Regions from separate parts of the Mus musculus genome. Here all the other regions are linked to region 4. Evidence: chromatin loops called from intact Hi-C (ENCODE). Cell type or tissue: left cerebral cortex. All regions are shown on one strand.

What was found. Hi-C counts contacts between places; a loop is a spot of excess contacts. Peaks named below come from ENCODE experiments on the same cell type or tissue, not always from the same donor. Only the 100,000 strongest peaks of a DNase experiment are listed, where the experiment ranks them.
Region 1: a loop joins it to region 4, with 4 times the contacts of the local background. A loop is called at or near these places in 7 of 42 quality-filtered maps.
Region 2: a loop joins it to region 4, with 2.2 times the contacts of the local background. A loop is called at or near these places in 3 of 42 quality-filtered maps.
Region 3: it touches region 4 in a loop (4-fold over the local background); 13 of 42 quality-filtered maps call a loop at or near these places.
Region 5: it touches region 4 in a loop (2.2-fold over the local background); 7 of 42 quality-filtered maps call a loop at or near these places.
Region 6: a loop joins it to region 4, with 2.3 times the contacts of the local background. A loop is called at or near these places in 3 of 42 quality-filtered maps.
Region 7: it touches region 4 in a loop (2.4-fold over the local background); 2 of 42 quality-filtered maps call a loop at or near these places.

The regions. Positions count from the first base shown.
Region 1 is chr1:167,335,448-167,339,447 of GRCm38, reverse strand. No RefSeq gene overlaps it. Among named protein-coding and RNA genes, the nearest start is that of Gm24182, 12 kb to the left of the region's middle. In left cerebral cortex, a CTCF peak has its summit at 1,825 (motif pointing right); a DNase peak (open chromatin) is centred at 1,825.
Region 2 is chr1:167,182,799-167,186,798 of GRCm38, reverse strand. No RefSeq gene overlaps it. Among named protein-coding and RNA genes, the nearest start is that of Gm33668, 65 kb to the right of the region's middle. In left cerebral cortex, a CTCF peak has its summit at 2,084; a DNase peak (open chromatin) is centred at 2,084.
Region 3 is chr1:166,792,806-166,796,805 of GRCm38, reverse strand. No RefSeq gene overlaps it. Among named protein-coding and RNA genes, the nearest start is that of Gm33404, 60 kb to the left of the region's middle. In left cerebral cortex, a CTCF peak has its summit at 1,998 (motif pointing right); DNase peaks (open chromatin) are centred at 1,987, 2,993, 3,270, 3,506 and 3 more places; H3K27ac peaks cover 748 bases.
Region 4 is chr1:167,000,516-167,004,515 of GRCm38, reverse strand. It overlaps Fam78b (family with sequence similarity 78, member B), which reads right to left and starts at 3,099. Exons shown (of 3, transcript NM_175461.4): 1 at 2,688-3,099. The coding sequence starts at 2,950. In left cerebral cortex, CTCF peaks have their summits at 1,800 and 3,851 (motif pointing right); DNase peaks (open chromatin) are centred at 2,839, 3,266, 3,536, 3,719 and 4 more places; H3K4me3 peaks cover 3,028 bases; H3K27ac peaks cover 2,147 bases.
Region 5 is chr1:167,052,511-167,056,510 of GRCm38, reverse strand. All of the region lies in intron 1 of Fam78b (family with sequence similarity 78, member B), which reads right to left. Among named protein-coding and RNA genes, the nearest start is that of Gm33610, 51 kb to the left of the region's middle. In left cerebral cortex, no CTCF peak of the experiment used is centred here; a DNase peak (open chromatin) is centred at 2,264.
Region 6 is chr1:166,427,084-166,431,083 of GRCm38, reverse strand. No RefSeq gene overlaps it. Among named protein-coding and RNA genes, the nearest start is that of Gm39694, 3.6 kb to the left of the region's middle. In left cerebral cortex, a CTCF peak has its summit at 1,888 (motif pointing left); DNase peaks (open chromatin) are centred at 439, 882, 1,115 and 1,848; H3K4me3 peaks cover 410 bases.
Region 7 is chr1:167,081,927-167,085,926 of GRCm38, reverse strand. The region is part of intron 2 of Fam78b (family with sequence similarity 78, member B); the gene reads right to left. The region is part of intron 4 of Gm33610 (a long non-coding RNA gene); the gene reads left to right. Among named protein-coding and RNA genes, the nearest start is that of Gm33610, 21 kb to the left of the region's middle. In left cerebral cortex, no CTCF peak of the experiment used is centred here; DNase peaks (open chromatin) are centred at 1,403, 2,190 and 2,475; H3K27ac peaks cover 1,084 bases.

The sequences.
Region 1 (4,000 bases), 330 kb before region 4:
GCCTTGGTCATGGTGTCGCTTCACAGCAATAGAACAGTGACTAAAACAATGTGTATTGGGTGTTTTGCCAGCATGTATGTCTGTGAGCCAGATTCATGCAGTGCCCATGGATGCCAGAAAAGAGAACCGAATCCCCGGAACTGGAGTTACAAACAGCTGTTACTGGGAATTGAACCTAGGTCCTCTGAAAGTGCTCTTAACTGCTGAGCCATCTGTCCAGCCCCTATAGTCTAGCTTATAATGATGTAATTGGGAAGTCTCTTTGAATCCGTATTTACAACAGACTCTTTTTTCTTTTTCACAGTACTGAGGGTTCAATGCAGAGCCCTGTCAATGCTAGGCAAGTGCTCTACCACGAACACCATCAGCTATGATCTTTTATACTAACACTAAGCATGCAGAGTGATTTTATACAAACACACCCGAAGCCTACTCGGCACAATAGCTGAGAAGGCCTTTTTCAGTGTGTACCTGAATTAGCTTTACTATGGTTGGCAGAAAACAGCAAAAGGAAATATGGGAAGGATTGAAGTTGTAGATTCCAGCTAGTAGAAAAGCAGGTTTTTTTTGTTTGTTTGTTTTGTTTGTTTGTTTGTTTGTTTTTCAAGACAGGGTTTCTCTGTATAGCCCTGGCTGTCCTAGAACTCACTGTGTAGACCAGGCTGGCCTAGAACTCAGAAATCCACCTGCCTCTGCCTTCCGAGTGCTGGGATTAAAGCGTGCACCACCACACCCGGCTTGTTTTTGTTTTTTTGTTTTTGGGTGTTTGTTTGTTTGTTTTTAAAGATTTATTTTATTAATATATGTAAAGTACACTGTAGCTGTCTTCAGACACTCCAGAAGAGGGTGTCAGATCTCGTTACGGATGGTTGTGAGCCACCATGTGGTTGCTGGGATTTGAACTCTGGACCTTCGGAAGAGCAGTCGGGTGCTCTTACCCACTGAGCCATCTCACCAGCCCCTGTTTGTTTGTTTCGAGACAGGGTTTCTCTGTGTAGCCCTGGCTGTCCTGGAACTCACTCTGTTAGACCAGGCTGGCCTTGAACTCAGAAATCCACCTGCCTCTGCCTCCCAAGTGCTGGGATTAAAGGCGTGCACAGTTTAGAAAAGCAGATTTACAGGGCATGGGAGCTGGTGTTCCGAGACTTCTGTATTCAATAATGCAAAGTCTTAGCTAGTGATTAGATCAGTTTCTGGGAAGTAATTGTTGGAATGACCTGGAAGGGAGCATTGCTTCCCTAAGGACTCCTTAGGTCAGCGGTTGTCAAGCTGAGGGTCTTGACCCCTTCGGGGGTCACGTATCAGATAGCCTGCATACCAGATACTTATGTTACTTTTCATAACAGCAAAGTTAGTTATGAAGTAGCAGTGAGATAATGTTATGGTTGGGGGTCACCACGACCTGAGGAACTGTGTTAAAGGTCACAGCCTTAGGAAGGTTGAGAACCACTGCTGTCGATGATGTAATGAAAAGAGGAAAATCTCGATTCTGTCCGTTAACAAATGAATTTGAATGTGATGCTTAGTCCCTTCACCGAGTTTTCACTTGTGTGTTAAGAGGAAGTGATACACATTTGTAAGGAACTGTGAAAGATGTTAAAATATCTGGCATTGTGACCTTGCTAAGTGGCAGCTATTTATAATGGACTGACCAACGAACAAATATTATAGGAACCGGAAATGGTGGCAGAATAAGAAAAACAGGGCAAAAATACTCCAGGTGGTAAAATCTTCAGTGCATCCAAGGGACTGACTCATGGGTTGCTAGGGGAGTTGCTAGGAAAGATCCGAGAGAACCCAGGCAATATAAAGTTCCCGTCAGAGCCACTGGGTGGCGCTCTAGGATCCACTTTGCTCCATGTCCTTTGGTCTCAGCCGCGGGAGACTTCATGTTCTTTCAGAGAAAGCTGGAGCCAGTTTTTCTGCTTTAAGGAACCATAAAATTGGACAAAATACAGGAAAAATGATTTGCAGATAACTCTACATAGGGAGGAAATAAAGTAAGGACTCCAGGTTCCCCCGGGGGGGAAAAAAAAAAGAGCAGCAAAGGAAATAAATGCCAAGGAGGAAGGAAACAGTGGGTAGACTGTGCATCAGTATCAGAAAGGAGGAAGCTTTATGAAGAGTGAGGTTTGGAAACACATAGAATTTCCCTTTTTATTCCTGTAGCTTCAAATTGGTTTGGGGGCTGGAAAGATAGCCAGGCTATTAAAAGCACTCACTACTTCAGGTTTAACTCCCAGCTCCTACATGGTGGCCCACAGTTGTCTATAACTCCAGTTACAGACGACAGACAGCCCCTTCTGACCTCCGAGGGCAACACAGACATGCACACAGACATACACACAGGCAACACACTCATGCACCTATGTCTTTTTTATGACATTGGTTTTATGTAAGGTGTAGAGTGGGGTGCTCTGATGCCCATAGATAGGGATAGGATCACCAGGGTCAAGCTTATGACCATCCATCACCTCTGAGGTGCATGCATGCACTCGAGTATGTGTTAAAAACATGAAATATCTCTTCTAGTAAACAGCCAAAAAGTGATAAAGATTAAGCATCTTCTAGGAAAAAAAAAAACACAACCCTTCTAGATCAATGGCACAGCACCTGCCTAACATGTACAAGAACCTGGGTCCGATCCCTAGTAACACATGAACACACCCAGATAAAACAGCAAGAACTTCATTCTTTTCTTCCTGCCTTCTTAGATCCCAGTCACTGGAGATAAGATTGGTACCCTGATTATGTAAAGTGGTCAAGGATGTAGTCTACTGTGACAGAGAAGTCACAGCACCGGAGGCCTGAGGCCTCTGGTCACATGGCCCTTGCATCCAGGAAGCTAGAATAAAGCAAGCCAAACCAGCTCCCTTCCCCTTTTCCTTCAGTTTGGCCTTTCGAAAAGTCAGTGAAGCTAATCTACGCAGTCCCTTGCAGGCATGCCTGGAGGCTTGTCTCCTGAATGATTTTAGATGGCATCAAGGTGACAGTCAGTAGAACCATCACAGCACCTCTAGTGTCCTATGAAGTAAGAGAGGCTAAGTGTCCTGTCAAAGTTTGAGTGTGAAATGTCCTCACAGGATCAAGTGTTGGTGATATATGGCTGCCAGCTGACAGGCTTTGGGGCAGTGACTGGCTCCTGGTAGCTCCTCCTTCATTGATGGATGGAGTCCCTGATAGATTCCTAATATAATGGGCTTATTGGGAAGGGGTGAAAGCAGGAGGTGGGGTCGCTGGGAGCCCTTCCCTGTCTTCTCAGACACCATACTGTAGATAGCTTTGCTGGTCCACGTTCTTCTACTGTAATATACATCTCGTCACGGCCCTGAAAGAAGAGGGCTACCTGTGAACTGAAAACATGAATCACAACAATCGCAACCAGCCCTTCCTTCTTCCGAGCTGTTCTCTCAGCTTCCGGCTATGGCAAAATGAAAGTCCAACAGTTCCCTAAAGGAAATTGTTGGCCAGCCAAAGACCCCAGAAAATAGACAAATACTCTTCCATTGTTAACTTTGTATTGTTGACTCAGGATCTAAGTTGCCCAGGCAGGCCTGGTACTTCCAATCTCTTCTCAGCCTTTTGGAGGAGCTGAAATTACAGGCGTGGGCCCTCATGCCTGGCTGAAATTTATGTTGTACCACTTTAGTTAGCATTCAAAAGTATGTGTTTTGTTACGGTATTTTTGTTAGTTTTTTCGAGACAGGATTTCTCTGTGTAGCCCTGGCTGTCCTGGAACTCACTTTGTAGACCAGGTTGTCCTCAAACTCAGAAATCCACCTGCCTCTGCCTCCCAAGTGCTGAGATTAAAGGCGTGCGCCACCACTGCCCGCCTTGCTATGGCATTTTCATACACGTGTAATATACATTGTCCAAACCCACCCTCCCTGATACGCCTCCAGCCCCCACCCTACACACACACCCACCACCACCATCCCTCTTTCTCCTCTCACTGGTGGTTTCCTACCTCCTCCTAGACTTCTAACCAACCTTCACTGAC
Region 2 (4,000 bases), 180 kb before region 4:
GCCCCTGCCCACGATATCACCTCCCTCTAGCTCCAAGACTACTGAGTTGCTAATGGGCTCTAGGTCCCAGACATGGTCTGCAATTTCCACAGCTCTGAAACAAAGCAAGTTGAGCCAGGCAGTGGTGACAAAGGCCTTTAATTTCAGCACTCAGGAGGGAGAGGCAGGTGGATCTCTGAGACAGAGGTCTGCCTAGTCTACAGAGTGAATTTCAGGACAACCAGGGCTACACAGACCAACCAAATCAAAAAAAAAAAAAAGGAAAAAAGAAAAGAAAGAAAAGAAAAAAGACAAGAAAAGACAAGAAAAAGATAGTGCAAGTTGGCAGTGGCTCCTTGGCTTCATCTCTTTGCATTTTGGTAGCACTACATAAGCACATAGGCTTTGACTTTCTCCTCCAGCCGAGCGAGATGCCCAAAGGAAAGAAGGCCAAGGGGGAAGAAGGTGGCCCGGCTCCAGCCATCATGGAGAAACAGGTTGTCAATCCTTTCTTTGAGAAAATGCCCAAGAACTTCAGCATTGGGCAGGACATCCAGCCCAAAAGAGATCTCACACTTTGTCAAATGGCTCCATTACATCAGGCTGCAGTGGCAAAGAGCCATCCTTTCTTTACAGGGGCTCAAAACACTTCCTGTCATTAACCAGTTTACCCATGCCCTGAACTGCAAATAGCCAAGTAGCTGTGTAAGCTTGCCCACAAGTACAGTTCAGAGACAAAGCAAGAGAAGAAGCAAAGGCTACTGGACCATGCTGAGAAGAAAGCTGCTGGCAATGGAGATGTCCCAACTAAGAGACATCAAGATGGAAAAAGTAAAGGCTAAAGAACTCACCACTAAACTGGTTAAGTGTTCACTGCTAAGTTTTCTGTACGCAAAAATAATTAAAAAATTAATTAAAAAATTTAATAAAAAGACCCATAGGCTTTGTAAGCACGAACTCACTCCCACATCTCAGCTTCCCAGCTTAAGAGCTAGGAGAATTAGTGTCTCTGCTCCTTGGAAAGGTGTCTCTCTAACGTGCTTCAGGAACTGCACAGTGGTGAACAGGAGTCACACAACACAACAGAGCCTCATGTCAAGGGTTAGATCCTCAGGAAAAATAATCTGGCTCATTACCTTCTCTCCAAGCAGATGCTTCTTATTTATGGTTCTTGTCCTATTGGATTGCCTAGAACATCATAAACAAAGCAATAAGGCATAATGGGAGTGACAGGCATCTTTGCATTAGGCCTCTAACCCTTGACAGCCAAAAATAATATCAGTGGGAAACATGATCTCTCTATCATGTTGAGAAGCAAGCTGTCTATTTTCACATTTAAAAATGTTGTTTACTTGGAATGCATTTGAATTTTATTAAATGCCTATGCTCTCCCTACTGAGATAACCATGTGCTTTTGTCATTTCAAAATTGTGATAAAATATACCCATGGATTTCTTAGTGTTGGCTTAGTCTTATATTTATGGGATAAACCTTACTTCATCTCCTAAGATTAATTTTTAATGCACTGAGGCCCATTCATAATATTTTAACGTGCCCTCCTGCTTCCACTCTTCCAATCTGAACTCTTCATAACAGCCATGATTATCCTTCTAAAGCATAAATCAGGTTATATCACCCCTCTGCTTAATTTATGCCCAGTGCTGTGGGGGAGTAGAGATGGACAGATTCCGGAGGCTCCCTGGCCAGCCCAACTTGCTGAAGTGGTGATTTTCAGGTCCAGTGAGAGACCTTGTCTGAAAACTCTGGTGGAGAGCGCACAGAGCTGAGTGCACCTGTACACAGATGTGCACACACTCACATGGCCTCTACACACACCCAGAAGAACTTACCAAGATCTAAGGTTAACTTACCACATCTCTCTGTTTTTGTATGTATATGTGTATGTGGTATGCATGGTGTATGCGTTTATTCCACCTTATATATTATTAGCACAGGGCCTGTCACTTGAGCAGAGAGCTTGCCAGCTTGTTCTAGCGAGCCTATGCTTCCACATCCTGAGGGCTGGGATCATAGATGAGCCATCATGCCTCCATGGCATTTATGTGGATGCTGCGGACGGAACTTAGACTTTTCTGATACAGACTTTACCACTAGGGCGCCTCCCTGGTCCATCTTACTACACTTCGTTATGTGCTGATTTTTTTTTTTCCAGATGCTTCTTGGTCTTTTTACTCACTGCCTCTAAAGAGCCATTGCCTACTGATTATGGGGATGTACTAACTACAGCCACCAGAGAGGCTGGCCTATTACATTCTTTACTCTTTTTGTTTTCCACCCTTTGTCCAGTTTAACTTCAAGGCATTACCTGGTTCTCTCTCTCTCTCTCTCTCTCTCTCTCTCTCTCTCTCTCTCTCTCTCTCTCTCTCTGGTCCCTGGCACTAGCTCACCTAGCACAGCCTCTCACAGTGAAAGGGGACCTTAGAGAATGGCAGGAAACCTGTCCCAACCTAGGAAATACAATGAGCAATTGCAGAGCCTTCTGAGAGCTGTGTGACTATGGAGTGCCTCTCTTTTCCAGTCTCAGCCCTATGAGCTCATTGTTACTGTTCTGGAAGAAAGATAATGGCCATGGGGGGGGGGGCTGATGACATTTGAGATCAAGAGGGAGAAGACATTTGGTAAGCTGCAGATCTCCTGACAGATAAGAGGGGCAGCTGTCTGACTCCATCTCTGAGCTATGGAAGGAAGTTCTGGTCATTCCCCAGAATGACAAGCTCCATATTGTATGCTCTCAGCTCAGAGTGGAGAATCCTGTTCTGACATGTGGATACAGTCATGCCTTGGCATCCATCTGCAAGGAAAGAGCTCCAGGATTCTCCACAAATACTCAAGTCCACAGACGCTTACGTCCCTCACATAAAAGGGCATAGTATGTGCATAGAATCCATGTATATCCTTTTATACACTCAAAGCAGCTCTAGATTCCTTAGAATAAGGAATAAATATAAGATATAAATATGCCATAACCGTTATTACATTGTATTGTTTATGTAACAATGCAATGAATATTCCATACATATTTAACAGAGAAATGGTTCCCTCACCCTACTTCCTATCAGTGGTTGGCTGATTCAGAGTATGGGTATGTGGATAGTTGACTTTTCCTTGTCTTTCCTGGGTGTTATAGTTTCTTGTTCTATTGGAGTGATAGTAAACCTTGGCAAAATGACTCAACAAAGGAAGCTCACCATTCAAGGTACAGTCCACCACGGCAGGGAAATCAAGACAGCAGGGGCTTAAAGAAGGAGCCCATCCCATACCCATAATCAGGAAGCAGAGAGGGCTGAATACCTCTTTTTTTTAGTTACTTTTCTGTTGCTGTGACAAAATACCACAACCAAGGCAACTTATGAAAGAAAGCATTTAACTGGGCTTCTAGGTTTCCAGAATTAGGGTATATAATGGTAGAAGAAGCCATGGTTGCAGGAACAGGTGAGAGCTCACATCTTAATCCACAAGTAGAAAGCAGAGAAAGAGAGAATGGAAATGGTGTGAATCTTTGAAACCTCAAAGCCAGTGACATACCTCCTCTAACAAGGTCACACCCCTCCAACAAGGCCACACCTTCTCCAACAAGGCCACACCCTCCAACAAGGCCACGCCCCTCCAACAAGGCCACACTCCCTAATCCTTCCTAATTGGGGACCAAATATGCAAACATATGAGCCTGTGGAAGTCATTCTTATTTAAAACACTGCTCCTGTGTTCGGCCCAGGGTCTCCCTTTTCTACAGCTCAGGATCCCCCTAGTCAAGATAACCCTTAGCAGGGATCCCCAGAGTTCCGTTTCCCAGGTGGCTCTGGATCTCATGCAATTGGCAATTGAAGTTATAACAGCATTTAGCATTATGCCCCTCAACTCCCGTCAAAACTGTTTCACTCTCTATGGTCTTTGAGGGGCGTAGGAACAATGAAAATGAAGGCAGCAACACCAGCAGCCCAGATCATCTGGGAGACGACTTCTCTGCAAAGGGTTGCTTTTTAATGGCGTTGATATATAT
Region 3 (4,000 bases), 210 kb after region 4:
TGCCCTGAGATTGAAACAAATGCTCCATTTGCCCGAGAGGAGCTGAGCGAGGATGAAAGACAGGGATGCATGTTTGCAAATAAGACTTCTGGGCATCTTCAATTGCTTTCCGACCACAAGCCTTGAAGGACTGTTCTACCCTGGCCATGTCATGTCATCCAACTGTGTTTTCTAAATGGAGAAATTCACCTCCCCCGCCTTTGAGATGGATGAATGCCAGCCCACCCCCTTTCTCTCCAATCTCTCACTCCCTCCAGTTGCTGTGCTTGCTTCAAATAAGACAGCCAGACAAATGTGCATCACTATCTGAGACAGTTTCTCCAAACTACTGAACCTACAGGCACACAGTCTTTCTAGTAGGTGCCTGCCATAGAGAAATGGCCTGGCTTCTCTCTGAGATCAGTCCACCCATCCACTCCACACACACATTTTTTTTTTAATTTTTGCTTTGTTCTTGTCTTTCCTCACCTCCCTAAGGAGAATTTAAAGTTTCTTCCTGTTTCAGAGTATGTTTGTGTTATTTTTGCATGAAGTTGTTTTTCCTTAGGAAAAAGTAATTAGATGTCTAAATACCTTTGGATAAGTGGCTTAGCTTCAGAGTCACACTTTCCTTAATTATACATTGTGGATAAGGATTTGATTACAGTGGAGGCCCAAACATGTTGATGGAAGGATGGGGTAAGCTACCAAAACCTATAGAGAACTAGGAAATGAAAAGTGACAGCTAGGTGTCACTGCTGATTTGATGTATATTATTTGCATAATATTTGCATAAATAACCTATACCAAATAGGTAGTGCAAATTAAGAAATGTGAATTTAAAAACTACAGAAGTGTGAACAAGGTTAAAACAACAGATAAGATGTATGGAGGCACACAGAGTTTAGCCATAGAGAGAGGCAGTTATAATCTCAAAGACTTTGGGAGAAAGACAATGTTATTAGGGACAATTGAGAGGAAGGAACTCTGGCAGCAGTGACTGCCCTCGAAGCATGAAGTTTCTGTGATGGGACTTGGTACTGTAGCGGCACCGGACAGGAGAAGCTGAGTCCAGTAGAAGGCAGAAGGAAAGCAGCCTAGGCTAGGCTGACAATGAGACCAGCCTATGGTCACATCATATCACAGAGTAGAGAACTCATCTAGAGGGGGCTGGGGGGAAGTTTGCAAATACAGAGCAACGAGCTGGAGCTGTCCTGTAAGAAAATGCCAGATGTCAACAACCAGACTGCTACCATGAAAGCAAATCAGAAAAGGAAAGATTGAGAAAGATGGAGCAGTGGGCCTTAAACCTACCTTTCTTTATGCCTAGGATTATTTTCTCTCTGTAAAGTAGACGTGCCAGAAGTCACTTTACAGTCCAGCAGGCTCCAGCTAGAAGCTGAGAGTTGGATATGTGAGCAACTTTCAAACTTGTCCTATTTTTCTGTGGCTCATTTTGTGCTTTTTCCAACTTCTTCTTGTGTTGTTTCTCTCTCTCTCTCTCTCTCTCTCTTTTAAGAAAATTTGGTTATTGAATAATTGTTAGCACATAGCTTGTAGCTGATGCTCTCCCTGGAGGCTTTCCACTTTGCTTGGTAATAGTCAATCAGCATGCTTCCCTCCCGACCACATTAACATCCGAGATGGTGAGATAAACAAGCTCATTAAAAAGCAAGTTGCTACGTGAAGCAAACACCTTAGAGTGATAAGGCTCGGCATCCTTCGTGGTGGGCCCAGGGAAACAGTATTAGCAACCTGACAGTGGTCTGTGTCTAAGGGAAGAGCTCAGAAGGAAGCCGTGGAATTATTCAGTCAGCCTTCTCCATTTCTAACACCACGGGGAAACAGCAGGCCAATGCCCTCAGAGAAGATCGTTAGGACGGCACACTTACTGGAGAATATTCTCATTCACATAGCAGGACGTTGCCCATTCGTTCAACATTTATTGAGTCTACGTGACAGGCACCATGCTGGGATCTGGGCCTCTACGGACAAATAAGATACCATCTTGGCCACAAGAGGGCTCCTCCTCTGCTGAGTGAGGCTTCTGATGGGTAAACAGCCACAGGGAAAGGGTTAGTGCATAAGGCCTTTGAAGAAAACAGGAAAAAAAGATGGAATTAACTTGACTAGGGATGGAGACAACTGTTCGGGGACTGTATCCTCTGTCTTGACTTCAGGAGCAGTTAATACAGCATCAAGTGCGTAGTATAACTAAAAGCTTTGCTAAGCTCGTCTTGCCTTCTACACTAAACTCGTTGGTGAAACATTTTACCAGGGACCATGTGATGTGACACAGCTGAAGAGTTGAATCGATTCCCCACACCCCAAGATGGGTAGAAACTTAAGTGTACACAGCATCCAAGCTGCTCATGGTGTCCTGGGCTAAATGCCTGACTGACATGGTTCGGGATTCCAGGAGGGCAGGCTACTGAGAACTAACTTGTGTTGACAATGGGCATATGTGACCTTGACAGGTCTAAGATGGAATTTGTGAGATTTCGGGTTGAGCTGATCTGATTGTTGAGTAAATTTGGAGGTTCAAGGCTTACTTTCCCTCTTTGACTAGAAGAGGAATTCAAATATCTCTTGCTCTATAAAAGGAAGTATGAGAAAGTTAACCCTTATAAAATATATATTACCAGCTTTGCAATTCTGACTGCTGTTCAGTTCTTTTAATTTTCCAAAGTTCCCATAAAGGCAGGTTTTCCTCATTCTTTTAAGTCTGTGTCTTAGTCTGAGTCTTAGTGAAAGGAATTTGGTGTTCTAGTTAGCTTTGAGAACTAAAACTAGCCACTAAAGACATAAGAGGTGAGGAGGGTGGAACTGAGATCTGGCTGACCTTCCCAGCAAACATCCCACAGACCGAGCCTGGGTCTGGGCAGCCTTTTGGTTCTCAGTTTGCTTCACAGGTGGCTGCAGCTCCAGCCATGTCCTTGGGTGTCCTTGGAGTACCATTTGGCTGGTGAGTCAGGATTCTTGGCAGGCCTGTACCAGTCTGTGATTCAGTTCTAGGGGATTGTTGTAACAGGACCTCTTGTCAAGAGAAGAACAGCCAGTCCCCAGGTCTCAGTGTCACTTTAGAAAGAAAGGGGTCATCAGATGTTTGTATAAGTGCATTATCCGCTAAAGAAAGCTTCTATGTTGGCTAAGTTCTTCAGAAAAAAAAATTTTTTTTGCTTGTCCTTTTCTGAGCTGGTGTTGGTTCTGTTGATCTGGATTGAGGCCTGAGACTGGATCTTTCCCAGGAGGCTGTGGGAGGTATTGTTGTGTCTCTTCTCTAGGCAGCATTATACCCACAACTGTGTCCAGCTCTCCAGAGATAGCTCCTAAGAATTTCTTGAGTGATTATGTTCAACAACAACCAGAAAAGGCTACCAGTGCAGTTCTGTGAGATCACCGTGGGCTGTGGGTTCAAGAGAAGTGTGCCAAATGGGAGACTCTATTTCAGAAGGTTATGGAACCTTGAAGAGGCAGAGCCTCACTGCAGGACGTGGGCTGCTGGAGATGAACCTTGAGGTTTCTGTCTGAGCTCTACTTCCTGTCAGCTCTCTGCTTCCTGACTCAGATGCAATGTGACCATCTGCCTCGTGTGCCCACTTCCCTGCCTACCCTCTGTGGTAGACTGTATCCCTTCTTAAACCATGAGCCCAAAATACCCTTCCTTCTTTAATTTGCTTCTGTCGGGTGTTTGGTTACAACAATGAGAAACATAATTAATATAAATGACCTCTATTGGGAACAGAAGTTCGGTGATCCTGATACCACTCATGTGCCCCACTGTGTCCCATTATCACCTATAGGGCCTTGTCCCCCGATAGAAGTGGAGGTCATGTTGTTTGGATTTTATAAATCGGTAGATTTACAGTCTTGGAATTAAGTCCCACTTGCTCATGCTGGATCTCTATGCTAGCTATCACTGGGAATGACTTTTGCTTTGTTGTTGCATTTGCTTTCAGGTTCCTAAGTACACACGGGTCTGCAGTTTGTTTCCTTACAGCGTTGAATGTGGTCAGTACAA
Region 4 (4,000 bases):
ATAAATACCCAATTAAAAAATATCAAAAAAACCATAAAAAAAGAAAAATGCCATAATAAAACCCAATTCTTTGAACGCTAATAAAAAAGCCTACCCCATCTCTACTCCAGGAAATTCAACATTTAAGCCACAAAGACATGCTCTTTCAATCCTGGAACTAGTAGCTTCTTGGTGTTTGAGATGTGGATTTAGTCTTGTACAGTTCTTTCCAAAATACTGAGAAGTCACCCTCGTAACCTAACTCACAGCACCATGCTTCTTCAAGAGAACACTGCACAGGCGTGAACACCCAGGCTGCAGTGTCTGCCACTCACAGTACTGGCTAAAGTAGACACAACAACGGATAGACTGCCGTGACTTCTATGCAATATGAGTTCCCATTAAAAAGTTTATATTGGCAAAGTTTTCCAGAGCATAAATATTCTGTAGAAACTGGTTCAGTAAAAACCTAAGCTCCAAAGTGGCCCTAAACACATAACAATTATTACAACCACAAAGAGGGAGATTGACTCTGGATACAGATCTATAATAATGCAATTTATGATTTCTTGGAGACTATTCTCGCTTCCCTTCCCCAACAACACGGGAACCAGCAATCTTAAAATATTGAAAGTAGCAGTTAAACGAAACAAACAAAATCTTTCCAAACCTCCAATGCAAGAACTCAGTAAGGTATAACAGGAGAATATATTGTTAGGAATTCATGCCTGTGAAAACTGGTTCAAAAGTGGACACACCCTCCCCTAGAGACAAGGAAGTTCTATCGTGTCTGTGTACAGCTCAACCCGACTCCTTTGGCAGAAAATGTTTTATATTTTATGGAAGGAATATCTATATCTACATCTCTCTATATATATATCTCGTATTTACTGATTTACAAGGGTCTTGAAGCCACAGAGGGCTCTCCCGTGTAGTCATGAGAAAGATGGGTGGGGCGCTGCTTCTGCCCAGCCCCCCCCGGGGGGGCTTCCTTTCCTAGGGGTTTCAGGCTTTGTGACTGGCCCAGCAAGGTTAAGAAACCCCCTCCCCAGACTGCCCCATCATGAGACAGACACCCTCCCCTGCCAGGCTTTCTTACTTGGCCGAAAAGAATGAGTTTCTAAAAGCCCCCAACAAACAAACAAACAAGCCCACAATTCTAACCACTTTTTTCGGGGTGTGTCTTTTTAGGTGGCATGATTCACCCAAAATACGTCCCCCATTTCTCTCATTTCCAGAAAGACAAGAACACAGTGTGCACAGGCATATTGCAAAGCTGGGTTTGCATCTCTCTCTCTCTCTCTCTCTCTCTCTCTCTCTCTCTCTCTCTCCTGAGCTTTTATGCTTAAGAAGCAAAGTGCAAACTCTGGGAGTTAAATGGAAACAAAACAATCTGTCAAAATTCCTCTTAGCACCTATGACTAGTGTTAACTTACATGCTCCCGGGGTGCAAGAAAAAAAGCCCCAAAACTGCTGCTGAAAAGATGCTTTGACCTTTTAAAATGAGAACTCCCCCATCCCACATCCATATTAAATAGGAAACCTTGAGAGTGCCACAGTTTTAGATTAAGAAATGAAATGAGGTTGAATTTCCAGAAAAGGGGTTTCCCTATAGGCTACAAGCTAATTAGGGTGTTCTAGACTGACATTGTAATAGTAAGTAGAATACAGGCCCCAAGTCTCCTAGCCAAATGTAGTGGCCAAGTACACGGAGTCTAGTTCCGAAAGGGGACGGGAGGGCAGATGAAAATCTAGTAGATAAAAAAGTCCAGAACACGACCTCTCAAAGCTAGTGTGGTTCCAGGGCAGGATGTCCGCCCCTGGCGGCCGCAGAGCCCTGGCGATCTAGGTGCACCGCAGCTGCCAAACCCTCAGCGCGCTCTAACCGGCGCTGCTGAAGGAAGTTGGAGAGCTCCCAGCCAGCCGACTGGATAGGCGGTGGGCGCCTGGGAATCCCTTCCAGCGCCGCAATTAGGAAAGTTTTGAAAAGTAAAGACCCCAGACAGATGAAGTGTCTCATCCTTTCCTTGAGCCTAAGAAACACCTCGTGTTACACCAGGCTAGCACAAGGCCACCAGTTTCTCTTGGCCCGGGAGCATCCGGTGCCTTCCAGCTCCCCACCGCCCCAGAATTGGTCCTCAGGGCGCATAGCTAGAGGGGCTTTCTGCCCAGCTGGAGATTCCAGGCAGAGATGCTCCTTAGGCTCGCTGGCCTGGGAAGCAAAGGCAGAACCTCTAACTCCCATTCCTACACCCTGGACCTTCTCTTCCAAGCCAGCTTGATTTTCTCCAAAAGACGCACGACACAGCCCATGCGCCCCCGGGACTCCACTCCTCTCCCCAAACTTCCCAGGGAGACCCACAAATACAGACTGCGCCCCCAAACTCCCACGACAATCGCCAATCATCCTATCTTTGCCTCTTGTACCCTCCCAGTCGCGTTCTTCCTGCCCCTCACTATTCTCCTCGCCTCTCCGAGGAAGTCAGAAGCAAAGCACGAGAAAATGCCTTCGCGAGGAGCCTCCCGTCACCCGCCCTGTCACTGAAACAAAAGCGCAGGGAGGAGGGAGGTGGGTGGGGAGGCAGGAGGAAGGTTCGGAAAGAGATGGGGGCAACGGTAAGAGGGGTTGGGGAGGGGGTTCAGAATGGAGAGTGGAGAAAGGGGCCAGGACCCCGCTCCCGCGCCGCGTGGCGTGGCCGGTCGCTTACATGCCCAGGTCGCTGTAGGTGTTGAAGAACTCCATCTGGTTGCATGCCTGGATCCAGCCCACCACCCAGGTCTCGTGGCGGGGGATGGGGGGCATGACCACACGGGCCGAGGCTTTGAAGTAAGGGGTCTTGTAGCGCAGGACGATGGGCGAGGTCTCCTCGATGCGCGTGGGGCACTGGTCGATGGTGGCGCACACATCGTACACCACGATGTTCTCGCGCCGGATCCGCGCCTTGCAGGTGATGCTTTGGATACAGCCCATCCTGCCGCCCGGCGCCGGCGCGGCGCGGCGTGGGGCAGCGCGGGGGCCCGGCGCGGGCAGCCGCGGGCACCCGTCACGCCGGCATGGCGACGCGCCGCTCGCTCCCGGTCCAGCTCAGCTAGCGCCTAAGAGCGAGGAGCCGCCGCCGCGGGGCATCCTCCGGGGAAGCCCCCTCCCCTTTCCGCGCGCTGGGTCGCGGCTGCCCCGACGCCCGCCCACGCCCGCCTCCTCGCTCCAGCAAGGGCGCGCGGAGCGTGCGCTCCTAGGAGGCGGCGGGCGCTCTCTCCGGCTCCCGTGCCCCGGCGGAGGGCAGGGAGGGGAGCGGCGCTGCGAGGAGTGGTGCCCACCCCGGGCCGGAGCCCCCCGCCCTTCGCCGGAGAGGAGGAGGAGGAGGCGGCGGCGGCGGCATGGAGCTGCGGGAGGGTGGCGGCGGCAGCGCCCGGTTTGTCTGTTTCCGCGGCGGCAGCAGCAGCAGCCGCCGCCGCCGCCGCCGCTGCATGAACCTCTGCTGCACCGCGGCTGCCCCCCGCGTGCAGCGCACCCAGCGGCGGGCGAGCGGGCGGCCCGAGCGGCAGGCGGAGGCAGGCGGCGGCGGCGGAGTCCGTGTTCCCTCCCGCCCCGCCCTGGAGCCGGACAGCGCCCACACTCCCGCATCCGGCTGCGGGGGCGTGTGGGGGGCGCCAGGGGACCGTAGCCCCGGGCGGAGAGCCCAGCGGGCTAGGGCTACGGGGGACAAGCTCCGCGGAAGAGACTGGCTGTACGCCATGAGTTTGTCCCTCTTCGGCTGCCGTCCGGGGGGGGGGGTAGTGTGCAAGGGTGGGGGTGTTTAAAGGGCCGCTAGCTCCCGGGCGGGGCGCGGCACGTGGGGTTGGGCGGGGCCGGGACCCCGGTAGGTGGCGCCCCGCGGGTGATAGTGGGGTGTAGAAGCGGGACCCTGCTTATTGGGATGGGTGGGGCCGGGAGGGCGCGGCGCGGTTCAGAGTATAGAGGGAACCACAGTGGGGTACGGTGAGGCTGCGGGAGGAGAGATGTTGGAGAATCAGCTCCAGC
Region 5 (4,000 bases), 52 kb before region 4:
CTAATCCTGGCCCTATATCATCCAGCTTTGGATGGTCCCATGTCCTATACATCTCTATAGGAGTCAGAGAAATCTCAAAAGTTCCCATCAACAAATATGAACAAGAATGCAGGAGGTGCAATGAATGAAATATTAAGTATGAACTATCATTTTTTGTATATGTGTGTGTGTGTGTACAGTGACCTGTGGGTCACAGCCCCTTTGGAGGTTGAGTGACCCTTTTACAGGGGTCGCCTAAGACCATCGGAAAACACAGATATTCACAAAATGACTTATAACAGTAGCAAAACTACAGTCATACATAGCAATGAAAATAATGTTGTGGCTGAGGGTCACTGCAACATGAGGAGCAGTGGGTACCAGCAGTAGAAAGGTCGAGAAGTACTGGTCTAGGTTTATGTGTGGGAATGTGCATATGTGTAAGGATATATATATATATAGGTTGATGTTGGATATTCTCTCTCTCTCTCCCCCCCACCTTATTTATTTATTTATTTTTGATTCGGGCTCTATCACTGAGCCAGAGTGCACTGATTGGCTAGACCAGCTTGGCAGTGAGCGCTGAGATCCACTTGTCTCCACCTCCTCTTAGGGGTAGGGTTACAGCTCAGTTTTGACCTGGGTGCTGGGGACCTGAATTCAGGTCCTTCTGCTCATGTTGCAGGCACCTTGCCAAACAGCTGTCTCTCTAGTCCCTGAACCACTAATTCTAAGAAACAAACTCATAGGGTGGAAGATGTGAGGCTTCTGTGGGAAAGAGACAAGTAGAGAGACAGACCATTGTATACCAGAGTCTCCTGACCATTCTAGAAACATTGGGCCAGACCTGGTCCTGTTATCTAGCTCCCTAGGGTGAAACAGCTATGTGGTTCAGGTGGATGGGCTCTGGTGGGAAACAGCTTCTGTTTTCTGTCTCAAAGAGTCCCCAGATTCATGGAATTTGCGAGAAGTCTCTCCAGGTCCGTAGGAGAGGCAGAAAGGGTGGTAAGGGCAGTGTGAAGTTGGAACTCCCATCTGTTTTCTGCACCCCAACTGTAGGCCTCTGCTTTCTAAGCTTGAGTATCTGGCTGAGAGGTGTAAAACACATGATGTCCCCAAGTGTGGAGTGAAACCTAGAAGTCTCAGTAGCGTTCAGACCTCTTTGCGGCCGAGGCTGGAATTGCTGTCTACCTCATAGGTGGACTACAGGGACTGTGACTCAGCCTGGCTAATGATCTGTTGCAGAACTGGGATAAGCCTCTTGATGTCTTCACAAGTAACCAGGAATATGACTTCTTTTTGGCCACCTTGAGTGAAAGAAAACTCAAACTCCCAAGGTCAAAGAACAGATCTTATAACAGAAAAAGACCTGACTGGAATGTCTTCCTGCAGAGGGCTTCTGAGGGTGTCTGGTGAGTGCAGGTCTTCAGGGTTCACAGCACAATTCCTGGCACATCAAATTCATTTAATAAATGTCCAATATTATCTAGTCTCCTATAACACTTACAACACAGCGAGTAGAGAGCAGGGCTCCCGGCTGCTGAGAGGGTGCTTCATAAACCTGTGGCTCTCCGGGGTTTATTACTTTCTGGCTAAATTTCTATCCAGGTCATGCTGATTTTGCCTAAGAGAATATAAATTAAGTTCAATAGGTTGCACGATCCAGGCTCTCAAAGACTTTATTAACATCAGGAGACATTACTCAGTACCCTGGCCTCCCAGGCTATAATTTTGCAATCTCTTCTCAAGGCAGGTAGAGGCTTCTCTGGCACCGCTGTTTCTGCCTCCATTCTTAGGGTGCAGCTCTCCCGGGCTTCTGCCTTTCTCTTTCAGCTTATTCATTCCCATCTTTTGGATAGATTCATTAGAGACTAGTGTTGTTGTTAGTCGTGTATTACATTTTGATTGTAATTGTGCCCACACGCCTGGTCTCTGCATAGACTGACACAAGGCAGTCTATGGTTGAGGAAAAGGCAGATAAATGTGAGTCCCTAGCAGGGTCTACAAGCCCAGACCATTCCTTTTCTTCTGATCTCCATGTCACTCCATTTATGAATTCTCTGATGAGGGTTTCAGGTGAAAACCCTGCAGTACCCGAGAGAAACCTGGGAGCTCGAGAGGGCATGTGCCCTCAGACTGTGCTTTCAAGTGTGCTCTGGCCTTGGCTGAGACAGATTTCTGAAAGGACCTCCATGAAGCTGTGGCTGCTGGCCGCTGCTGATAGCAAAGACAGCATACACTAGCTTCCCACACCCACCACTCCCTTCTCCACTATTCAAGGAGTGCCTGCAGTAAGTGGGTGTTGCCTAAACTCCTGTTCTCAGAGTGCACAGGGATGACTGCCAGGCCCTGGACCACCCAGGATTCTGTGAGCATTTCCTACATGCCTGTCGTGTGCTGAGCACTCGATATAACAATCACCTCATTTCACCTTATCAACGCTTGTCAGAGGTATGTGTCCAGGTCACAGGCGTTTTACAGATGTAGAAACTGAGGCCTGCGAGGATTATGTAAAATTACATAATCATATCAACCCAGAGTCATATCAGTAACTGCTACAGCTGGGATCTAAACCATCGGACCTTCGTGTCTCTAATCTTGGGAAGACCATTCTAAGTGCATTGTTAAAATGGTTAAGTTAGAGATATGAGAGATTCTAAACCACCAGTTTCCAATGAAGTAAATGAAGATACAGAAAAGCCTCCTCTGATGGTGGTCATTCAGCCTAATGGTGGCCGGTGTCCCCTAGATCCTAGGCATCCTCTTTTGGGAGGTAGGGCGAGGGGCTAGAAGTGCTAAGTAGATGGGCAAGCTGACTCTCGCCAGGGGCTCTGGACCAAACTGACTGCTCTTGGCCAGGATCTGCCTTAAGCAGGTTCTTGCTTTGAAGCCCTTTCCCTGGTCTGCTTCCTCCATACTTCCAGACTCGTGGGAGACAACATGGCGTAGGGCAGAGACACGCTCATCAGGGAGATAAGGCTCTGTTGAAATCCTTTCTCTCTGCCATGCAGCTTCCAGGTTACTGCTCCAATTTCTTCAGGTGTTAAGACAGGGCTCACAGCTGAGTTATAAAGATTAAACGTGTGGCGAGAGAACATTGAAGCTTTATAAACCTCAGTAATTAAGTCCATAACTAAATGTATTTTCATGAGGGTGTGGATAACAATTAGGATTCCAAACATCGTTGATCATTGAAAGAGGAATTTAATAAACGAGGTTCCAATTAGGTGGTTGTGTATGCGGCATTAGAAAGTCAACAGTTCTGTACTCATCCAGCTGGCGGCAAGGACTGGGGGAGGACTTGTCTGCCCTGCCTCTCTCTGCCTACCCTTCTCTGCACAGAACATCCTGACAGCTGGTGATGGGTGTCTCTGTCCACTGAAACCTGCATATGGATGGACACGGCTATGAAAACACGAGGCCTTTACTCAGATCTGTCCTGTGTGGTGTGGGAAGATGGGGTGGGGGATGGGAAAGATGTCACCCCACAGCAGTGTCACTCTCCAAACCACAAAGGCCATGAAGACCAAACACAGACCTGCCTAGGAGGCTGCCTATCCACATACAGATCTTCTACCCAGCTGAAAGGCACCAATTAGTTAATTTTCATGTTCATATGTGTATGCACGTGTGTGAAGGATGCTCATGCATGTGTGTACGCATGTAGAGGTCAGAGATCAACCTTGGGTGGCATTTCTCAGTTGATATCCACTTTTGTGTTTTAAGGCTGGGTCTCTCATCACACTGGCTTCACCCATTACTACTACAGAGTCCACCTGTCTCTTTACCACCCGAGCTATTTCCTAAGCCTATAAGGACTTTCTAAGCATCCAAGACAAAACAAAATGGAAAAAAAAAAAAAACAAACAGATTTTCTTGCTGCTTAGTGGTGGCTAACCCTGGATCTCACTGTGTAGCCTAGGTTGCCTTAGTAGTAGCATTTTATGTGATTTTTCAGATGAAGTACACAAATTCTTTAAGTAACAAGAGCCAGCACAAGGAATAAACCAAATGGCTCCCA
Region 6 (4,000 bases), 570 kb after region 4:
AAGCCACCAACCAAAGAGTACACATGAAGAGACCCATGGCTCCAGCTTCATATGTAGCAGAAGACGGACTTGTCAGACATCAATGGGAGGAGAGGCCCTTGGTCTTGGGAAGGCTGGATGGCCCAGTGTAGGGGAAGGCCAAGGTAGGGAGGCAGGAGTGGGTGGGTGGAATAGGGGGAGGGAGGATGGTATAGGGGGGTTTCAGAGGGGAAACTGGGAAAGGGGATAACATTTGAAATGTAAATAAATAAAATATCCAATTAAAAAAATAACAAGTAAGAAATAGAGTTTCACTATCACTGCCTTCCTTTTTACTGTGAATTTTTCATCTGTCTCCCACACTCAGCCTTTGTTTGGAGAGCAGAGGAAGCTCTCAGCCCTCAGCCCTCCCTTGCTCTGTATGGCACGTGGCTCCGGTCATGGTCCTGTGTCTTCTTTGTTTTCTAAGGCACCTTTCTCCGATGTATAAACTTAGAAAAGGTATGGGAAGACCGAATAGACACCAGGGGCAGAGCTCCTCGCCCTCCAGAGAAAGTCGAATCTGCTGAAGAGGCACTGGGGCCAGGTGGCTGGATGTCAGGACCACATCTGCCTCTTACTATTTGGTATTACCACAGGGAAACTGCTTAATCTACCTTAATGTCAGCTTTCTCATTTATAAAACAGCAAAAGTTGTAAGAGTTAAAAAGATATCAAGGTGTCCTGACTCATCAAAGCGCTTGTCCATCTGACTTGCCAGTATCAGTGTGGGGGAGACTCTGCGCAGACGGAATAGAGACGTTGCAACCTGCATCTCCTCAGCACTTTACATTTCTGGGCAATGTCCAAGAGCCTAAAATGGCTCGGCAAATTTAAGATGATAGTACAAGGATCAGAGACAAGAGGACTTAAGAACCACCTACTGAGTCACCCCAAATGCAAGCCATGATGTGCCAATTCTAACTAAAAATAGGAAGGGGAAGGAAAAAAAAAAAAAACTTGCCTTTGGAAATAAAAAATCTAATCTTACCAACAGTGGCCCAGATCCCTTACTTCCTATTTCTGTTTCCCTTTCCTGTCAGTAAATGATAATAATAGCCTCTGTGCAGTGTGGCTGTGAGATGCAGCCACTCCCTCTTCAAGTCTCCCGCCTTCCCTGGCAGTCTGTTACTCGGGTCATTGAGACTGAAGCCTCCGCCTCTACAAGAGCCACAGCCATGTGTAAGTCCGACAGATCTGGCTTAGCAGCACGCTCTTTTTGCTGTTTACAAGAATTGTGAAGAGTAACAGTATCTCGTGGGTGTCTCAAAACAACACTGCACAAGTAAGAGTGTTTTAATGCAGAAACGAATGGTTAAGAAGTGTCCGTATTCTTAGACTGAGAGCCATTCACAATCGTCTGAAGATCTTGTTTCAAAGAAGCTGCCTCAGTGATCAGCTGCTCTCTCTCATCAGACGGGTTACTCACGTTGAATTTTCTGATATTTGGGTTGGAAATAAAGTCATCACTTTTTAATCTGAAATATTAATTATTAATATTTAATATTTGAAAATCTCTTTATTTTATTTTTTATATTCATTTGTTCTCTCTCTCTCTTTGTGTGTGTGTGTGTGTGTGTGTGTGTGTGTGTGTGTGTGTGTGTGTGTCTGTGTGTCTGTGTGTCTGTGTGTCTGTGTATGTGGAGACCAGAGGACAACCTCAGGGAGCAGGCTCCCTCCTTCCACCACGTGGTCCCAGCGTGGAACTCAGGTGCTCAGGTTTGGCAGTGAGAGCCATCGGAGCCATCTTGGCAGCACAGAAACATCCTCTTTAAAAATGTCTAAATCAAAAAGTAAAAATTGCTTTAACACCCATTCCATCCTGAAAAACAGCTTCAACTGCTGATTGCTGCAAATATAGTTTTGGGGTGCCCTCTAGTGCTGAAATATTGATAATATACCAACCATGGCTCTAGGAAATCTATACTGAACACACCCTCTAGTGTTAGAGTAAGACCAGACTAGGCTCAGGACACACACACAATTATACAAACACACACACACACACACACACACACACACACACACACACACACACACACCACACCACACCACACCACACCACACCACATACCACACCACATATCAGCCCATATAATATAGCCACAAATAAAGCCACAGAGTGAAGTCTGGAATAAACTTCTAATCTGTCCAATAATAGGTGCTTCTATTCAGCTCAAAGGACCATTACCCTACCTAAAAGATAAGGCATCAAAAACTGACCAGAAAGCAATGGATATGTGCAAACTCTTTGACAGAGAATTTAAAATGGCTGGGTCTTTTTGTTTGTTTGTTTTGGTTGTTTTTTGTTTTTTGTTTGTTTGTTTGTTTGGGTTTTGTGGGGGGGGTGGGTTTTTTGTTTGTTTTTTTTTATTTTTGTTTTTCAAGACAGGGTTTCTCTGTGTAGCCCTGGCTGTCCTGGAGCTCATTCTGTAGACCAGGCTGGCCTCGAACTCAACTGCCAGAAGTCATTGAGGAAAGGCTAAAGACAAACAAGTAGGTTTTCTGGAGATGGCCCACTGCTTTGCACAGCTGCAATGGGTAAGCTCTGATTTGCAGGATCTTCAGAGATTTTTATCCCAGGATTTCTTCTTCCTGCTGGTATGCCTTTCCTGTCACTATTACATAGCCTAATGATTCCTGGGTATTAGCCTACCCTGTTGGGCAGATTCCCTGCAGTTCAATAAAGATATCTTATCACGTAATAGTGCTGTGTTGACAAACTGAAATTTTTATAGTTCCTGATACTAGGTTTATGGAATTCCTAAATTTACACAAGTAACTTCTGACTCTCTGAAGAGCTGCAAATAGGGCTCTGTAAACCTTTATGTGTTACAGGCTGATTGCACTAGAATAAGAAAGCAGAAAAGATTGGGACAGATTTATGACCAAGGAAAAACATTCATTTAGGCCAGGTCTAAGGATGAAGTCACAGTTGTCACCAGGCCATGTGAAACTGTTGTTTTGAACTTACAATGAGCTTATAGAATGAAACTCTGCTTTGAACTGATAACACCAACATCCTTCTGTAACGCCCCTTTTGTGTAACATTTCATCTATGAGGTAATTTTTTTAAAAATTGCCTACAAAGGTATAAGAAAGTATAAGAAAGCCAGAGAGAAGAATTAAAGTATGGCTTGGGGGCTCTGCCCCATTCACCAAATGTATATATGTATGTCTGTTTGTCCCTACATACGTGTGTGTGTGTGTGTGTGTGTGTGTGTGTGTGTATAAATATGCATAAGCACTTGTAGAGTTGATGAGATGGGTGGTATGGCCGGAGCAGGGTGTGTGTGTGTGTGCTTGAGTTCTCCCTTTCTTTATTTTCTTTTCTCTATGGTTCATGAAGGGTTACCAAGCTGCAAGCCTCTTGCCTAGCCAGCAGGAGCCTCCTGAGCAGCATTTTTTCTTAAGCCTTTTTTCCTCTTAATTCCCTGATGATGCCAGCAAGAGTTTATTACCAGAAGCCAATGGCTTTTCATCCTAGAAAAGCAAAGAGTTAAGAACGGCAAATATTATTATAAGTAAACAATTTTAGTCCTCGAAAAACTCAGTTTTTGCCCCTGAAATCCGCTAATGCTACCATCGCTATTTTCCTCAATACCTGGTGCTGGGCAGGTTCTGATTTCCATAGGCACCACATGGGTGGTTGCATTCTCCTCTCTACTGGAGGACTTTTCTGCTGTCTTTTTGAATAAGCTTTCCACCTTCTGGCCTCTGGCACATGTGGTGCACATACATATGTGCAGACAAAACACTCATACATATAAAATAAAATAAATAAATCTTAAGAAAGAAAATGAAAATAAAATTCATAAATTCATCAGAGACAACAGATAGCAAATTTTTAAAATCAAATCTTCAAGCAGAAAAGTACTTAAAATTGAATGTAAAATATTATATACAGCGTCATTATCAGACTCAAATAAACAGAAGACCATCTAATGAGCTCAAAAATGGGCTATTTGAAAATATATAACTT
Region 7 (4,000 bases), 81 kb before region 4:
CTTGGGAATAGGAATTTGTGTGTGTGTGTGTGTGTGTGTGTGTGTGTGTGTGTGTGTGTGTGTGTGTGTGTGTGCCTGTTTAAGAAAATCCATGGCATGAGTCAATGAGAGACAGTCCTTAGTTTTCTGGTGTGTGTCCTTGTGTGCATGTTCATGTGTACATGCAAGCATGAAGAGTCAGGTGGGGAAGTGTCTCTGTCTCTGTTCAACTCATATGCATATGCACAGTCTTTCTTTCTCTAATTAATTAGAAGTAATAGCTTCCCGTCGTTTCTGGTGCGTGAGGGAGTGGAGTGAGAAATAATTTAATTGGCTATCTTGCTTTCAAAGCCCAGTTTAATGAAATCGTTCTCAGTCAGAAGTGCATGTATTATCTTTCCTGGCTTTCTTTTTTTTTTAAATTTTTATTTTTTACAAATATCATCTCATTGGATCACATCTGTGTGGAATATTCTAATTGGTTTCTAGGGTGGGGTAAGGGGGGACACAGCAGATGGAGACAATCACTGTGTCTTTCACCTAAGTGCTGGTTACATACTGATGGGGCTGCAGGGTTTCTCTGTGCTTTTCTTTAGAAGAGCATGGTAGAAAAGGTTTGCCCTATCATTTATCTACCCTTAGGGACTAGAGAGGGGCCAGAACAGTTCCTGTAAAAAGGTAGCCTGGTTCATGTACTAGATAGAGAGAGATGACCCTAAACCCTGAGGAAGTCCTGGGCTTCCTCACAATGTATGACCCAGTGGGAGTGAGTGCCTCCTACAGCTTCCTATGAGCACTGTCCCTGAGCGCAAGGGACTCTGTTTTGTCAAGTCTGTAGGACACTCTATAGAAAGGCCTGTTGGAAGAATGAGCTATTTGGAGATATCCCATGAGACCTCCTCTGCTTGGCTCTTCTTGCGTGGAAAGCAGAGAATCAGAGGTAGATGAGAAATGGAGAAGAGAGCAAGGAGGCAAGCCAGGTACTCAGGCCAACACCCAAAAGGCTTACTTTTACAGAAACATGCAAGTGCAGAGACCCAAGAGCGAGCATCTTCTTAAATTTTAAATTCTAGATATCCTGGTGCCTTGCCTGGCTCACCTTTGCCCTAGGCCTATTGAGTGACAAAACATCTTGTCCTTCTTTTTATCTCCTTCTTGCTCAGGTGCTAATGCTGGCCCTTATCCAGCCCCCGATTCAATAATGCTATCATTTAAGTATCTCACAGACCTGTCCACATACCTCAAATGTCATGTGGCACTGGGCCTTGTTATGTGTTCTGGCTCTTTCCCCCACTGTGTGTGTGTGTGTGTGTGTCCTTTCTCTAGGTATTTCTGAACCAGCACTCAGCTGTTTTAAGACTCAACCCACATTTTTTTTTTTAGGAAAGCTAAAGACAAATGTGGGCCTAGAGGCAAAAGAGGCTCTGTGCTTGGCCATGTGGCTCTCTGCCCATATGTCTTGGAAAGAAGATCTGGGTAGGTTCTCTCAGGCCCAGTTGGGAGAAAGGAACAGTTTGAGGCATGGGAAAGGGACTGGGGCAGGCTTAAAGAAAACTATGTAACTGGTCCAAGAGAGACCATAGATAATGGACTCACTACAGGCAATGCAGAGAGGCCATAACCAATCACAGCTCCATCATTGTGAGATAGCCTGGGATGTGTGTGTATGTGCAGTTTAGGGAGAAGTACTTACTTCCTTTCTCTTTTTATCTGCTTCAAGATGACAAATCTGTAAAGAGGCTGTCAAATTTTAAGTTCCTAGCCAAAACTGTAGGGATGGACAGGTCAGTAGAGACCCATGCAAAGGTTTGAATATATGTGTGTGTATGTATGTGTGTATATATATATATATACATATATATACATAACACATACATACATATATATGCATATATTCCCCTCTGTGTCTGCTACATTAGCACAGAATGATGAAAATACCACTGTTATGGGATGATGGATTTTGTGGCTATTTCATCCCAGCAAGTTGTTCTGGGATTTTCCATCTGGCCTTGACACACAGCCACCTGTCCCCTCCTAAAGACCTTGTGAAATTCTAGCTACCTGAAAGACCACATGGTATTCTCCTTTTCATCCTTTTCTGTCTCTGCCTGGGTATAGGCTTCTGTCAGCCGGCTGGCTAATGCTGGGGGAGGCGTGAGATCGCCAACCTTCCCAGATCCTTCATAGAGGATGAATGTGGCTTTGGTTCTCCAAGTTGATGGTGCCCAAGGGTTCACTAACTAGCTCGAGTCCAGAGTGTCTACAGAGCTGACAATGTCTCATGTCAGGCAAGGCTTAGTTGAGACACTCCAGAGCGTTTCAGAGATCGTTCCAATGTCTACTGAGGCTAGTGATGGGCTGTTATAGGAGAGTGTGTGGCTGACCTGGGGACTGATGAGACCACATCTCCCCACAGGAGTTCCTATAAAAGTGCCTGGGAATGGCCAGATAACCTTGGCTGTCACTGAACTGGTAATTCTCTGGAAAGCCTTCTATAGGCAGATGTCCTACCAGGGAAATGGGGACCAGATGTACTCAAGATCTCAAAAGAAATTAATGGCAGTGAGACTCTGCGGTAAAAATATCTGTGTGCTTGCTCACTGGGCTTGTTCACGCAGCTCCTGTTCTATCTAAGGATCATTTAGGCTTAATTATAGAGTTCAGGCATTCATTGGGTTTTTGATTAATTTTCTTTTCAGCCTGGAAAGTGTGTGTGTGTGTGTGTGTGTGTGTGTGTGTGTGTGTGTGTGTGTGTGTGTGTTTTAGGTCTTTGTCTATGTGTGTACGTGTGTGTATGTGTGTGTGTTTATCTCTCTCTTTTTTTTTTTCAACTCAGTTGGGAGCTGACTCTATCAATGTTTAATTGTGCCCTCTGCTCTTAACAAGAACAGTCAATGTGCCAAGAAGGCCTTGGAAAGCCATTGTTTCCACGGCCTCCACCCCATGGGTTGCTCCTGTGTGCGCATTGAGGGACTGCGGGTGGCAGGGCAGTGCTCAGCTGGGACCTCAGCTGTAGGATGCATGCTTCCTGCCTGTCTTTGTACTTGTGGTGTTTAAGGGATTCAGAGACCAGGGGAACAGCTTTCTTACTCCATTAATTACAAATGACAGCCACCTCCCCCACACCACCGTCCCTGACAGGCATTTTTCTGGGCCAACCTCCCTGGGGATTACAAGGTTCTTTGAGGAAGAAAACAGCTTTCAGTCTCTCATTTTTAATGACTCCACTTGGTAGGCAGGGGAGGACTACATGATTGTGCCAGGTGACAGTGACTTGCTTTCCTCCTTTTCTTTCTTCTCTTTTGTGCTAAGGGGTAAACTAAGGGCCAGCATGATACAGAGGCAGAACATGAGGGTTTAAGCCAAAAGGCCCAGTTTGAATCCTGGCTCTTGGCATTTTTCTGTCTGTGTGCCTGTGGATATTCCATTTAACCTCTTTGGTCTTGATTTGCTATTTGTAAAATGGAGACAATAACACCACAACCACCACTGTACGACACTTCTTATAAGATTTCCTGTGGACGAGAAAATGTATGTGCAAGCCTTTTGTAAAATCTTTTATGAAGCATTGCTGTTTTATTTTACTATGCAGAATTGTTTCTTAGACCATGACTTTGGCCTTTGAGGTATTCGTTGGGGGAGTGATGGAGGAGGATCCAAAATGATTCATTGTATGGATGGCAGAAAGGGGACTAGCTTCCAGCCTCCCCTGTCTTGTGGGCCGTAACAAGGACTTGAGGATGTGGTAGGCATGCAGCGGAGAACAAAGATCAAGGGTTCAATATCAAAACAGCTGTCACAGATAGAAAGCAGTCTGAAATAGTCATTGTTTTTGACATTATAACAAAAGGGGTCTGGACCCAATTGTTTTTAATTTCTAGGCTAATTGATTTGTGGGTGAATGACTCCAGGACAATGACAATGTTTCTGGCTGGAAACAAGGGAGGACCCCAGGTCCCAGGTAGTGTGCCTGTATTGTAAGCTGAGATCTGGGAGACTCAGGCCTTTTCGTGGCATGTGC